2 separate regions of the Mus musculus genome follow, and region 2 is linked to region 1. Evidence: chromatin loops called from intact Hi-C (ENCODE). Cell type or tissue: left cerebral cortex. All regions are shown on one strand.

Evidence for each region. Peaks named below come from ENCODE experiments on the same cell type or tissue, not always from the same donor. Only the 100,000 strongest peaks of a DNase experiment are listed, where the experiment ranks them.
Region 2: a loop joins it to region 1, with 1.9 times the contacts of the local background. A loop is called at or near these places in 3 of 42 quality-filtered maps.

What each region holds. Positions count from the first base shown.
Region 1 is chr5:52,029,164-52,037,163 of GRCm38, forward strand. It overlaps a transcript of Ppargc1a not described here. Among named protein-coding and RNA genes, the nearest start is that of Gm40302, 97 kb to the right of the region's middle. In left cerebral cortex, no CTCF peak of the experiment used is centred here; DNase peaks (open chromatin) are centred at 3,201 and 6,396.
Region 2 is chr5:51,978,364-51,986,363 of GRCm38, forward strand. It overlaps a transcript of Ppargc1a not described here. Among named protein-coding and RNA genes, the nearest start is that of Gm40302, 150 kb to the right of the region's middle. In left cerebral cortex, a CTCF peak has its summit at 4,708; DNase peaks (open chromatin) are centred at 2,728, 4,598, 6,558 and 6,762; H3K27ac peaks cover 461 bases.

The DNA.
Region 1 (8,000 bases):
ACCTTAATGTCCAACGAAAAAGGAGCACGAAAGCCCAAGATCCTAAGTAGGACTTGTATGCTCTCAGTAAGAGGAGCCTGAGGGGACAGAGGCAGAAAAGGCCCATGGTGGCTTGCGGTGCCAAATGATATTATAAAAATCACTGGCACCGTAAAAATCGACTGCACAAGTAATAGTCCTTAAAGCAGAAAGAACACACTGCTCACTGGCTTCTCCCTCCCCTTTAAGAGCTCTCCAGTCACACGTTAAACACTAACAGCCCATACATTTACTTTCCTTTGGGAAATCATCACTATTAAATATTATCATCGACTCATTAAGGAAATTTTAAGTGTGATGCATATAGTCATGTGTCATTCAACAATAGGATACATTCTCAGAACTACACAGCTAGGGAAATTCGTTAACCTTTGAACACTAACACTGTAGAGTTCTTCTTACACAACCACTGAGCAATACACTTTATGTGACCACTGCTGTACATGTGTCAGTCTCTAGCTGAGATGCCATCCTTTGGTGCATGACCACAGTTGATTAATGCACGGAGGACACAAAACCATATAAGGTTCCACTGTGACCAATGCAAGATTCCTTCATCAATGGGTGAAGACCTAAAGCAAAGTATTGGCTGCATGGCTCATGGTACACACACTCTTTGGCACTTCAGCCCTGTAGAGAGTGACAAGGATGGACTGCAAAAGGGTCCAGGTCTCTGTGAAAACTTGACACATTAAAGACATACTTCACCCACTCCATAGAGAAGGTTATCTTTATTTTTGGGTAATTTTCAAAAGATCCCCAACTATGCAAAGCATCATCTCATTTCCCAATCACCAAAAACATTATAAATTTTATGGAAATCCTCTCTTAACATCCTCTTAATCATACTTAAGCCATCCAGAAAATAAAACAGACTTTGAAAGTATCTCCCCTAAGCAGCTCCCTGATCTGTCCCTTGGCACATCAGAATGAAAGACTTCACCATTTGATTGGTGTTCTTGAAAGATTAATGGGTGACTAGGAGAATACAGTTAGGACAGTAGTTACTCATCAGATTCCTTGAGAGATGGCTTGCCTGCAAGAAGCACACTTGGTCCACTTAAGCTACCACCCTGCTCACTTTCCAGGGAAATGAGCCCATCGACCATGTATGCTGCTTCTGGGTTCTTCTCGTGCTCAATCTAAGGGTGCCACCTCCAAATAAATGACTAAATGTTGGTTATGTTTGAAATGACAGAGGATTTTAATTTTTGGTGAGCAATGGTTGATGGCCAGTCTAAAATGGCCAAATGTCCTAACCTTTTACTAATAAAATTACGTGCAATAAGAAATGCTGGAGGGTACCAGTTACCAAACTTTCATAAACTGGATAATTACTAGGCCCCATAATGCTGTACTGTAAAACCAAATTTGAAGATTTCTTTTTGTACTTGTCAGGGGAAAGCCAGGAAAATAAATAGAAAGACCTTTGGGGTACTGGGCTTCAGTACCCCAAAAGGCCAACCAAGTTCTGTCTGGGACAAGGCATGGGTTTTGTTTAACTGGGTGAGACAGGGGGAGGAGACTAAGAACAGAGGATAATAACTAAAACTAAGTGAGCAAGAAGCTAATCAGAGTGTCAGTGAGATGGCCCAGTGGGTCGTGGCTCTTGCCACCAAGCCTGAGAGTCTGAGTTCACACATCCATTCCCAGAAAACCCAAAAACGAAGCTACAGCAAAGCTGCTAGATTTCCACCATGTGTCTAGTGGGCTGGAATTTGTTCCAACTCGTGGTGCCTAGAGCTGCAGTGATTCTGCCTCCTGATCTTAACTCCACTGTAACTGAGCTTCAATTCTGGCCAAGGAGAACATGTACTATAAGAAGGTCTGGTGAGGGGCTAGAGAGATGGCTCAGCGGTTAAGAGCACTGACTGCTCTTCCGACGGACCTAGGTTCAATTCCCAGCACCCACATGGCAGCTCACAATTGTCTGTAACTCCAAGATCTGACACCTTCTCACAGGAATACATGTGTTAACCAAACAAAGCATCAATGCATATAAATAAAATATTTTTTTAAAAAAGGTCTGGTGAGCATCTGGATTTGATGAGTTGATATGAGACATAATGAAAGGGATTAACTGAAAATAGGCAACCTCAGTTTCAGGGGACATCAGCAATGTGTAAAAGAAGTTGGAGAGGGGAGAGCCAGAGAAACGTCACAGCCAGTATTTTATTTTGGTATTGGGTATGTGTGCAATGTTTGTGGACACATGAACTGGTACATACACTCAGAGGCCAGAGGACACTGTTTATCACTGTCTGTCTTATCCTCTTGAGCAAAGTCTCTCACTAAGCCTGGAGCTGAATAGCACTGAGCAAGCTCCAACAATCCCTGTATCTCTACCTCTTCACAGTGCTGGGTGCCTACTGACACACCTTACTTCTTCAGGTTCTGGGGATTTGAACTCTGATCTCCACTCTTATGCAGTGGACATTCTCACCTGATGATCCATCTCCCCAACACCAAGGTGATGCTTTAAAAATAAAAACCATTATTCTTGAATGAAAAATAATGAAAGCCTTCCAATTTTCACAGGGTACACCTTGAGATTGGGGATGGTACACTGAGCAGATGGGGTGGTATTTAGAGATGCAGGAAAAAGAAACTCCTCTCCAGGTTCATCAGACCTCACCCTGTCCCACTCTCTTTCTTTAATCATGCTACAGAAATAAAATGATCTGCTACAATTTACAAATGCTGCAATGTTAAGGCCTATATGGTGCACAATGAAATCTTTTGCTTCCAAATGCCAATCTTTGGAGCTGTAATGGTGGATGTCAGAAAGAATAATTTATACTTATGGCCAATTTTTATTTATCCTCGCGTATTTATAAATGTGCTACAACTTCAATAACCATGGTTAAAAACGAATAACGTCATTCCTAACCACTGCCTTTGACTGGAAAAACAATTTCACTGCAATAGATAACACTAAAATACTCTGAGAATAATCTATAAATGAATGCTGGATTACTAGTCTAAAGACGGTGGTTATAAATGATTACATGAAAGAGTTGATGTTACTTTGAAAATCTTAGAGCCTGTCTATGGATTTTTGTATCTTATGTGTAACATTTTTATGAAGTGATTTTGCCTTTACATAATAGCTTTCATCTTCAAAGCACTTCACAAATATGAACTGGTTACATAAAAAGCTATATTGCCGCACAATCAGAATACGGGAAAGCTGGGGTTTCCCTTAGCAACACTCCTAACACACTTTGTTTGATTGACAGAAATGGTTATATATTTTAAACATGTATAATTATCAACACTGTGAAAAAATCTAAAGGGTTAACAAAGTTTTTAATACACCGAGCAGTTGCTGCTTTACAAACAAATCTCTCTTTGACTGACTCAGTAAAAGTTCGAAAAAAATTAAACTTATGATCAATCCTCCTTGTACTCTTCTATCTCATAAAATCTGTTAAATATCAATAAAGGCTATTCAATGAAGCATTAGCATATTGAAATTGAAAAAATTAAGCATGCATCAATGAGGGGTGGTTAAATAAATTATGGTATATCTATATGATATGATATTGTCAAATATAATGCACTCATTAGAAATTATATTTTTTTAAATACACAGCGAGGCTTTTCATGAAACATTCCCTCTCTTAAAGTTCAAAAGAATCTCTACATAAATAGTTACAGAGGTTGGTGCAGTGGCTAGAGCGTTTGCCCAGCATGCATGAAAGCCCCGGATTCAGGTCTTAGCACCACACAAAAGCAATGGTGATGGTTTGCCATCATAATCACAGCCGTTTCAAGGTGGAGACAAGAGGTCATCCTTAACTGTTTTTGTAAATTCAAGACCAGCTTAGGATACATGGGCTCATGATGAAATATAAAGTGGGTTTTGATTGCTTTTTGCAGTGCTGAGAATTGAATCCAAGGCCTTGGGCATCTGTCATAACCTCTCTGTTGGTAAACTACCTATTCAGTCCTTTTGTTTGAATGTTGTTTTGGAACAGGATCTTGCTAATTCCTCCAAGCTTGCCTCAAACCTGTGATTCCAATCCTTCTCCTTCAGCCTCTCCAGCAGCTGAGACTAGAAGCTTGGACCAGTCTGTGGGTGAGAGTGCTTTCCTTTGTTTTCTAAATTGCAGGGCATGAATTTTATTTACAGGAAAACAGGAGCATGCTTCTTGTCCTCAAGACCTCAGAGCTACATCTTACAAGGGGGCCAAGAGCTTAGTGAGGACAGCACAGGCAAGGCAAAAGAAATACCATTCTAGGTCACAGAACCGAGAGATGCATGGAAACTCAAGGAGAGCCATTGTGGCAGAGCACAGCCAAGATTCTTAGAAGTTAATGGAGACAGTGCATGGCTGGTCACAGAATCTGACTACTGTGCAAGAGTCAACAGCATCCCTTCCAGATGACATGAGGAGGCTTCTGTGGAGGCGGGAAGGTCAGCTCAATAGTGTGAGGGGATTCAATGAGTAATTTTACTCACTCCAGCTAAAGCAGGAGGACAATTGGAAAAAAGTAAGACTACATCCAAGGATACAAATTAGTGACGCTCCACAATCTTATCCGAGGCAGAAACAATGGGACAATAAAGAAAAGAGGAGGGTTCAAGGCCAACTCTAAACAGAATAAGTATATCTGGGTGCTGGGTTAGATGTTAGAGAATGAGAAACTGGATGATATAATGTCTAGGTTTCTAGACAAGGTAACCGGGTGGAGAGTGTTAGCATTATCTGAGTAAGATCTGAGCAAAGGCAGCTTTAGACTTGGGAAGTATAGAACCAAAGAAGATTCTACCTATCCCCATTAAAAGTAAACAGTAGCCAACAAGAACTGGTATGCAACCCACAGATGCAAAGGGTACAAAACAGGCTTGAAAACACAGAGCGCAAAGCCCTGTGTATATGGGCAGAAGGCAGGGGAAAGTGAGGAGTGTGTAAGAGTGTGAGTGTGTGTATGAGTGTGTGGATGTGTGTGTGTGGATGTGTGTGTAGTGTAGGGATGGATTGTTGTAGAATGCAGGGCAAATTGAGGAGTGCAGACTGGTTACTTCCCACAATGAGTCAAAGACACAGACTCAGCAAAAGTGACCAAGATGGGAATGCCAAAGTTTGAGACGGTGAGAACTGAGGAGTAGAGATTTTCAGGGAACGAAATGCAGTCAGAAATCAAATGAGACAAAGCCAGAAATGTTTGATAATGCAAATCCTCATTGTCCATTACTGGTGCAATTACAGATGTATAGATGAAGGGCTAGTTCCAATTTAAGAAAAGTAGGAATAGACCAACTGCTTCTACCAACGTCATCGTGAACTGGGGAAGAAGTCAGCAGCCTTTGCAGTGGACACAGGATATAGGAGAGAAAACACAATCATGTAGTCACAAAACAAGGATATACCCAGACATGTCCAAATGCTTGTTCTTAAAATGTCAGAATCATCTAGCTAACACTTATGCGTACAGTCAACTGTTAATTATAAAAATCCTGAGATTCAATTTCTAAAGTCTTACCTTAAATGTTGATGCTACCAGGTCACTGAAAAAAAATGGCTAATATAAAGAATTCAGTTATTGCTATAAATAATTTGTAAGCAGGATTGAATTAGTTTTTCCTAAATCAGGTGCCAAGCAGTGAAGATTAAATTAACTGAATAATTCTTACAACATTAAGTAGACATGAAGCTGGTTGGGTAAAAATCCATTTGTGTAGCATCAATAGTTGAGGAAATTTGGACCAAATTTTTAAAAGTTTCATTTTAGACACAGAAGTATTTGATTTAATGTTAGGAACTTTGGCAGAGGCAAAAGCCCAGTGCAAAAACACGTTCACTGCCTAAAAGAACAAAACCTTAGAAACAACAAAAAAATCAGCAATGGAAAAAGACAACATAAATTATGGACTTCAGCTTAATGGAATAATGCACACTCATTAAATGCATGAAACAAAGCTGAGTAAGATTGTTTGTTCACTTCGACCGCAATCATATAATTATAAATTATGTATGCAAACCAAAAAATTTCCTAAAGATAAAATAATATGCAAACTCAAAGCAATAAAAAAAGAGCTATGTTGTAGGAATAAGAATTATTTTCCTTGCTTTTTTTCAAATTTCCCCTCAACGTTCTCACGAGACCATCCAGAATTTAGAAGGAAGAGAGAAGAGAAGGAGGAGGAGAAGGGAAATTCGGAAGAAAGGAAGTTGAGGGTAAATGGGAGGATAATCTAGGGAAGAAATCAATAGGAAGGAAGTCGTCTTAAGTAAGAAAAGAATTCTAAAAAAGAAAAAAAAAGTCTCTAAACATGTTTGTAGACTATTTGTAGACGGTGACTCATCCGTAGACTGTGAGCCCTGTTTAGAACTGAGTCAAGGTTAAATGGAGTTACCCACATGCAGGATGACTCACTGAAGCATCATTGCTAGGTACCCTGTTATCTATACGTCGTTGTCTGCAAATAGCTTTCAGTCTTTTTCATCAACTTTTCTGAAAACCAAGATGGCAGACACTTCTAGCATAAACTCTTAGTGTCCTCAACTCTTGACTTGCTTTGGGTCTGTGGTGATTTTATTTTTAAACTATTTTCAACTAAAATTTTAAGATGCTCTAATGAGGAGCCTTAGGTAGACTTAGAAAGAGCATGTTAGCAATGGGCCCTGTTTTAACCTTAGGGGATTCAGGAGAGCGAGGTCTGCATCCCAACATTTTCAAGATACTAAACTTCTTATACCTGACAGTACTGTCTCATCAAACAGATGTTTCCGCTTACTAGTTCAGAGGATTTCAATAGTTACAAGAGGGCTGCAAGTCAGAGGGGCTCAAATCTGAGCTCTGTTATTATTAGCTTGGAGACCCACCGTGAGCTGCAGAGATGATCTGTGCTTCGGATTCCTCATTGGCAAAATAGAGAGTATCCCTCTCTGGAGGTCTTGTAGATATTAAGTGAGATTAATGCATGCAGGGCAATGTGAGATATGTCTGGAACAAAATAAGCACACTGATAATGTTAGCTGCTATTATTATTAGGAACTACAGGGATTCCGGGAAAATTGGAGCTCTGGCCTTGAGAAAGCCTGTTCATATTACAACTAATAATTATAACAGAAATAAGGACAACAGCCATGATTATTATACCTTTTGAATGCATACCACTATCTGAATGTATGCCCTCATTTGCATACACACCATCATTTGCATACACACTATCATTTGCATCTTATAACTTCAGGAGAGCCCTGAAAAATCAAGTCTTAGACCCATCAGGTAGCTTAGAAAACTGAGGTCCAGAAAAATAAATCAACTGAAGGCTTCCCCTAAAATAGAGATGTTAGTTATGGGATGAGAGAGGTCCTGCTCCAAAACTACAAATTGCAGACTAGATAGTATCAACTGTCATGACATGATATAGAGGAGAGAAATCTGGTTGGGAGTTTATGATCTGCCTTTTTGTTGACAAAGCCATTTAGATGGGTTTAGGGATTTTAATGGTACTGTAAAACTGGGGTAATCACTAACCAAGGCATGACTTGTAAGTAACTTTTTTTTCCCCAGCGAAAAAGACTGAAGTAGCAAGTTGCAAAAAGCTGCAGCAGTCTGTAAGCTTCATTGTAGCAGGCAGATCCAGGGAGCCCTGGGATGTGATTATTTCTCAGACAGGCCTGTGGGTGCAGCTGGGGAATGAGATCTGAATCCCAGGACAGGAAGTTTCCACTTCTTCTCCCTCGAATACAAATTAAAAGATCACTGTTTGAAAAAGACTATGATCACAACAAAAGGGAGGATTTTTTAGCAATTTAAAGAATAAATCCTGACTGCTTTTGCAAATCGCTTTATAGAAGTATATGCACTTCACCCTGTCTAGAGCTATATACAAAAACCCCTTTTGTATAGAAAATTATGTGGAAAGGTAACAACTCACTCTGATTTCCAGTCACTGACTGGTCTCTATCCGATATTTTCTCCATGTACACGATTTGTGTTTGGTT
Region 2 (8,000 bases), 51 kb before region 1:
AAGGGAGCTAAAACCATCCAGTGGAAGAAAGACAGCATTTTCAACAATTGGTGCTGGCACAACTGGTTGTTATCATGTAGAAGAATGCGAATCGATCCATACTTATCTCCTTGTACTAAGGTCAAATCTAAGTGGATCAAGGAACTTCACATAAAACCAGAGACACTGAAACTTATAGAGGAGAAAGTGGGGGAAAAGCCTTGAAGATATGGGTACAGGGGAAAAATTCCTGAACAGAACAGCAATGGCTTGCTCTGTAAGATCGAGAATTGACAAATGGGACCTAATGAAACTCCAAAGTTTCTGCAAGGCAAAAGACACCGTCAATAAGACAAAAAGACCACCAACAGATTGGGAAAGGATCTTTACCTATCCTAAATCAGATAGGGGACTAATATCCAACATATATAAAGAACTCAAGAAGGTGGACTTCAGAAAATCAAATAACCCCATTAAAAAATGGGGCTCAGAACTGAACAAAGAATTCTCACCTGAGGAATACCGAATGGCAGAGAAGCACCTGAAAAAATGCTCAACATCCTTAATCATCAGGGAAATGCAAATCAAAACAACCCTGAGATTCCACCTCACACCAGTCAGAATGGCTAAGATCAAAAATTCAGGTGACAGCAGATGCTGGCGTGGATGTGGAGAAAGAGGAACACTCCTCCATTGTTGGTGGGATTGCAGGCTTGTACAACCACTATGGAAATCAGTCTGGCGGTTCCTCAGAAAACTGGATATAGTACTACCGGAGGATCCAGCAATACCTCTCCTGGGCATATATCCAGAAGATGCCCCAACTGGTAAGAAGGACACATGCTCCACTATGTTCATAGCAGCCTTATTTATAATAGCCAGAAGCTGGAAGGAACCCAGATGCCCCTCAACAGAGGAATGGATACAGAAAATGTGGTACATCTACACAATGGAGTACTACTCAGCTATTAAAAAGAATGAATTTATGAAATTCCTAGCCAAATGGATGGACCTGGAGGGCATCATCCTGAGTGAGGTAACACATTCACAAAGGAACTCACACAATATGTACTCACTGATAAGTGGATATTAGCCCAAAACCTAAGATACCCAAGATATAAGATACAATTTCCTAAACACATGAAACTCAAGAAAAATGAAGACTGAAGTGTGAACACTATGCCCCTCCTTAGAAGTGGGAACAAAACACCCTTGGAAGGAGTTACAGAGACAAAGTTTGGAGCTGAGATAAAAGGATGGACCATGTAGACACTAGCATATCCGGGGATCCATCCCATAATCAGCTTCCAAATGCTGACACCATTGCATACACTAGCAAGATTATGCTGAAAGGACCCTGATATAGCTGTCTCTTGTCAGAGTATGCCTGGGCCTAGCAAACATAGAAGTGGATGCTCACAGTCGGCTATTGGATGGATCACATGGCCCCCAATGAAGGAGCTAGAGAAAGTACCAAAGAAGCTAAAGGGATCTGCAACCCTATAGGTGGAACAACATTATGAACTAACCAGTACCCCGGAGCTCTTGACTCTAGCTGCATATGCATCAAAAGATGGCCTAGTCGGCCATCACTGGAAAGAGAGGCCCATTGGATACGCAAACTTTATATGCCCCAGTACAGGGGAACGCCAGGGCCATAAAAGGAGAGTGGGTGGATAGGGGAGAGGGGGTGGGTGGCTATGGGGGACTTTTGGTATAGCATTGCAAATGTAAATGAGCGAAATACCTAATAAAAAATGGAAAAAAAAAAAAAGAAGTGTTGAAGTTATAAGGTCCTGCTGTAATCAATGCAAGAACACCTTACACAAGAACTAGAGTAAATTAGCTTATGTCTTTGGGGCTCTTTCGTCCCTCATGCCAAGTGAGGGCACTTCTAGACCTCCACACAGAGGGAACAAGTCCTTTCAGATACCAGGCTAACTGGTACCTACATCTTAGACTTCCCAGCTTTTATAACTATGAGGAATAGATTGCTGTTGCTTATACTCTACCCAATCTAGCTGCTGATTGAAGAGTATCAGCACTGGGGCCACAAAAGATTTCACTAAACCATGTCTTCCTAACTAACTCTGACCAGACTAAAAAGACTTCACAAACTAGTGACAATAGAGTAGTGTTTCCCCGTCAGGGCCAATTTTGCTCTCCTCTCAAGGAACAGACAATATCTGCAGACATTACAACTAACACATTTTTGAAAATGCTACTGGCAAAGAGTAGACAGAAACCGGGAATTCTGGTAAATATCTGACAGTTCAATGCACAAGACAAAGCATGCCCTAAATGTCACTGCATCAGAGCTGGGAAACTCTTCCCTGAGACCAGACAAAGCCTAATGGGCATGGGATGATCTAAAGTTTGAATTTGGGCCTTAAAGAACAGTGCCTTCCCCAAAGCTCCAGTCTGCATCAAGTGCCTCAGGTCAGCATGTTCCCAGTGCCCACCTAGACCAGGTCAAAGGTGAAGCCTTTGAACACAGTTGTTTTCAGTCTGACCTCCATGGACTGAGCCTTCGCTCAGCTTGTCCCTTCTCTTGGATTCCAGAATTGTTTTTTGGATCATTAATGTTCCCATCCGTCTTAGTCTAACTGGATGATCACAACCACCTCTGATAGAAGGGACAGCCAAAGTGATGCTGTATTTGTCAAGACCAAATGCGTCTGCCCCAGCAGGTTCTATCTTCAATGTACAGAGACAGCTATACAAGGAAAGATGGATATACGGGCAGAATAGCAAGCTGCATCTCGCCAGCTGCTGAGTCAGTAGGGGAATCTTCTCAAGATTCTAAAGCAGAACTTCTGACGTCAGTCAGCACAAAGCCCCAATTCTTTATGCACAATGGTGATTTAATTGGCTGGTTGTTTTTAATAACCTGATATTGTATCCCCCTGTGGAAGTAAAAATAAAGAGACCTGGTGTTGCTGTTGTTGTTGCTGTTGCTGTTGTTGCTGCTACTGCTGGGTCTTTATTACAAACAAACTTTTTCTCAAATATTGATGCAAGAATACTCTTTTTTTAATGCCCTCTCACCAAGGATCGGGGACTAGCATGTTGGAAGGGTTGGAAAGATTTTAAAAGCCAGACAGTGGGAAATATTGAAGTTAAAGTCCCTTCCTGACATGACAGGACAAAGTACCTCATGGCTCACAGAAGTTGGGGTTGCTGCATAAGATAGAGTCAGTCAGGATTCGAGGAGGAGGACATCTTGTTCCCCAGCCCTTGCTACAGAACTATGGACAGCTGATGGCTTCTAGGGAAGGAAGAGTCAGGTTCCTTTCAGGGTGTGGTCCAACTTACATGAAACCACACTCCAGTAGCTAGCCCCAAGCCCATGATTTCATTGGCAGCACAAAATGGATTGTGGGTTCCAAATGAGTCAGATGGAGTAGAGGTGAGGTAGATCTGAGGAAGGGTAGGGGAAAGAATGGGAGTGAATATGATCAGAATATATTGTATACAAAATTCTCAGTAAACTAATGAAAATATGTTTTAAACCCTCTATACTGGTTCTTGAGAGAGTATCAGTATTTCTTTTCTGATTGCTACAACAAAGTGTGTCTAAACACAATTTCAGGAAGGAAGGATTCATGTTATCTGAAGGTACCATCCATCATGAAGGGAAGACAGGACAGCACAAGCATGGGGCAGGATCCACTGTCAAGGAGCAGATGTGAGCAGAGCTGCTCAGCTTGGTTTCCAGTTCTTACTGTCCAGCCTACAGAGTGGCACCACCCACTGTGAGGGTGAGTCTTTCTCCCTCAAGTAACCCAGTGTAAAAACTTCCTCCCTAAGAAGACCAGAGATTTGTTTCTTAGGTGATTGTCGATTGGTGGTTAAGCAATATTTAATATCATAGCATCTTTCAAGTCAAAGATCTCAGTATAATCATACAGTGGGAACAAGACCCTGAGCTCATACTGGGTTTTGATACTTATTCATGCAATGACCTTGTTCTAGGTCCTGTGAGTTTCTATTCCATCGCCTGTAAAACCGGAATGAAAACTCATCAGTAAGGACTTACTCTGAGGAATAACTGAGGCTACCTATGAACTGGGCCTGGACTTTGTAAGAACTATGAAAACAGTCCTAATTTTTAAATGAGTATGTTTATTCTGTAACAACTGAATACATGTATACAATGTATCTTGATCATATCCCCCTGGAAACCCCCTCCCCCAATTGTATCCCTTTTCAGTTTCATGTTCTGTTTTTGTTTTTATAAATCCCTGAGTCCAATTAGTGCTGCTCAAATGTGGGAGTATGACATGGTCCACTGGAGCATGGACAACATACCAAGCACCACAACCACAACAAAAGAAAATCAACATCCTCTGCCCCAAAAGCCATCAACCGGCAATATCTTCTCATCTTGGGGTAGGGATTCTCCCATCCATGCTAGAAAGTCAATCCACTCGATCTTATATAGATCTTGTGCAAGTCGCCGTAGCTGCCTTAAATTCACGAGTGCAATAGCCGTGTCTGTTTGTAGCCAGAAGGCATCATTTCTTAGCATCCCTGCCCATCCTCTGGCTCACTTGTGGTTTTTTCCACACACCCCCTCTTCCACGATTTTCCCTGCCTTCTGGTTATTGATACAGATGTCCTAAAAACAGTGACTAATCTTTAGTAGTCATCTGAGAAGACAGAGCATGCTGCACAAATATAGCAGTGCCAAAGTTACAAATATACATTCCCTCAGCCCTCCAGCAGGGCCCACGCTTCGTTTCTGCCTTGTATGCAGGTAGAGAGAACATTGCTTCCTTTTGATCTAGAAGTAAAGTAATATCAAACTAGAATTAAAAATCATTCTAGGGAATTTATGGCTTACCCTTCATCACCTCTCTATGAGGTACATAATATTTTCCCCATCATACAGATGAGAAAGATGAGTCCTGGAAGAGTAGACTGGGTTAAGAATATAGTTCAATGGGGTACAGCACTGGCCAAAATTGCACAAGGCCCTGAATTCAATCCTCAGCATGGCAAAAACAAAAGCATAAAAGATACTCATAAAAAGTTTGCATAAAGATGCTCCAACATGTAATAAGGACACATGCTCCACTATGTTCATAGCAGCCTTATTTATAATAGCCAGAAGCTGGAAAGAACCCAGATGCCCCTCAACAGAGGAATGGATACAGATAGTGTGGTACATTTACACAATGGAGTACTACACAGCTATTGAAAACAATGAATTCATGAAATTCTTAGACAAATGGATGGAACTAGAAAATACCCTGAGTGAGGTAACCCAATCACAAAAGAACACACATGATACGCGCTCACTGATAAGTGGATATTAGCACAGAAGTTCAGAATACCCAAGATACAATTCACAGACTATTTGAAGCTCAAAAAGAAGGAAGAACAAAGTGTGGTTACTTCATTCCCTCTTAGAAGGGGGAACAAAAATAGCCATGGAAGGAGTTACAGAGACAAAGTATGGAGCAGAGACTGAAGGAAAGGCCATCCAGAGACTGCCACACCTGGGGATTCATCCCATATACAGTCACCAAACACAGACACTATTAAGGATGCCAACAAGTGCTTGCTGACAGAAGCCTGTATAGCTGTCTCCTGAGAGACAGGCTCTACCAGTGCCTGACAAATACAGAGGTGGATGCTCTCAGCCAACCATTGGTCTGAGCACAGGGTCCCCAATGGAGGAGCTAGAGAAAGGACCCAAGGAGCTGAAGGGGTTTGCAGCCGCATAGGAGGAACAACAATATGAACTAACCAGTATCCCCAGAGCTTCCAGGGACTAAACCACCAACCAAAGAGTAACATGGAGGAACTCATGGCTCCAGCTGTATATGTAGGAGAGGATGGCCTTGTCAGTCATCAATGGGAGGAAAGGCCCTTGGTCCTGTGAAAGCTCTATGCCCCAGTGTAGGGGAATGCCAGGGCCAGGAAGTGGGAGTGGGTCAGTGGGTAAGCAGGGGTTGGGGGGAGGGGCATGGGAGTTTCGGAGGGGAAACCAGGAAAAGGGATAACATTTGAAATGTAAATAAAGAAAATATGTAATTAGAATAAAGTTTGCATAAGCATCCTACCCATGGCCACTCGGGTACATTCTGCATGGGACCATGGCTACACAACCCTATCTATGATTCTTTTGTTTAATATCTTAAAAGTCTCTAATACTGAAGTGACTGGAACAAAAGATGATGAATATATAGCCGGTAGGTTAGTAGTCGGTAGGTCTACTTAGAGGACAAAGGTCCCTGGGAGCACGTTTGAAGCATCTCTTGTGTCTGGCCCTTTCCTGCCTCTTTCTTTGCTTCCTGGCTGCCATGAGATGAGCAGCATCCTCTGCCCTTGTTTCCTGTCATGATGTTCTACCCAAAGCAACAGAGCCAACTGACCACTTGCTAAAGCCATGAGTCCAAATGTATCTTGTCTACTTAAAAGGTTTCAGATATTTGTCACAATTCCAAAAAGTCTGACTAATGCACTGCCCCACACACTAGCAGATGCCTGGAAAAGTCTGGCTACTCTCAGTAAAAGTCACACATAATAAGAAGTGCCACAGCACATGATCGAAAACTACAGGCACACCCACGAGGTCTAAGGAAGAAGTCATGTTTGCTCTGTGGGCAGAAGGCGGATTGAGATGAAAGAAAAGAAGGTAACAGAGGGCTTCATCTGAGAAGGTATTTGGGGAGGCCCGGTATTAAGAGCACAGGAGTGAGAAGAAGGCAACCTCCAAAAGAACCAGTGCTAAAAATGACATGGCAAGCCAACTCTGTGGCGTCTCAGAGCCCAACATCAGCTGTTGGCAGGGTTTTTCTTGGCAAAGCTGCTGATGCCTCTTCGCCCCAGCCCCAGCACCAACAGCAGCGCCTGCACCAGTGTCAGCACCAGCGCCAATGCCAACACCAGCACCAGGCAAGCATCCATCTTGCCTGAGCCTCAAGATAGCAAAACTCCACCAAAAAAAGGCATTTCAAAGCACCTACAGAGACAAGCGTGCACTCTGGCCTGGTTTTTTTTTTGGGGGGGGGAAATTGTGCGCTAAAAACAGCAGATAAAAAGGAATCTGTGGGCATAGTTTATTTAGACTCTCTAAAGACTGTTGGGAAGGTATCTCTCATAGGTGGCTATTAAAGCCAGGCAGGCTAGTCAGGAACCGTAGGTAGAAGGTGAACTTCTGTCGTGATTAAAGCCTTCTTAACCGAAAGAAACCGAAGTGCAGGAATAAATAGCCAATTCTCCACATGGGAAGCTAAAAATAATAGGGCCGCTCAAAGATTAGTCCCGAGGCCAATGTTGTGCTATCTATTTTTAATGATTTGTCAAATGAAGTACAGTAAATAGAAAAATGCAAGTAGCTAATGACAGGAGAGCACGTGGTAGGATGAGGAAAAAGCTCTGGGCTGCTAGGGGTTGGAGAGATTGGCCTGACACAAGCATTGTGTAACGTCCTCTGTGCCTCTCTGTCTCCTGGCTTTAGAATGATGGGAGGATGGGAAATGTTTCTGAGACGCTTCAGATCTTCTGTGAAACCAATTAAAACTCTTGAAATTTGAGGTCCAGGGAATTAACAGCTGCAGAGAGAGGAAGAATCAGTCTTCTCTAGAGGCCCCTGATAGGTTGTCCGATCTCAGATGGTCAGCCCTAAACAAGCATATCTAAAAGCACCAATAAGCTCTCAACAGGTGATGTGCATGTGTGTCTGTCTGTGTGTCCGTCTGTGTCTCTCTCTCTCTCCCTCTCTCTCTCTCTCTCTCTCTCTCTCTCTCTCTCTCTCTCTCTCTCTCTCTGTGTGTGTGTGTGTGTGTGTGTGTGTGTGTGTGTGTATGTGTGTGTGGAGAGGGTTATGGTGTGGTGTGTGTGTGTAAAACAATAGTAATTTAAAAAGAAGAGGTCATGAATTTCAGAGGGAGTGGGGGGACACAGGAGGATAGAAATTCTGGGGAAAAATACAAAATTAAAAAGAACCAACACTATGATCTAAAGAGTATCTGGAAAGCCAGTCAAAATTTTTACCCTTATTGGCTCAG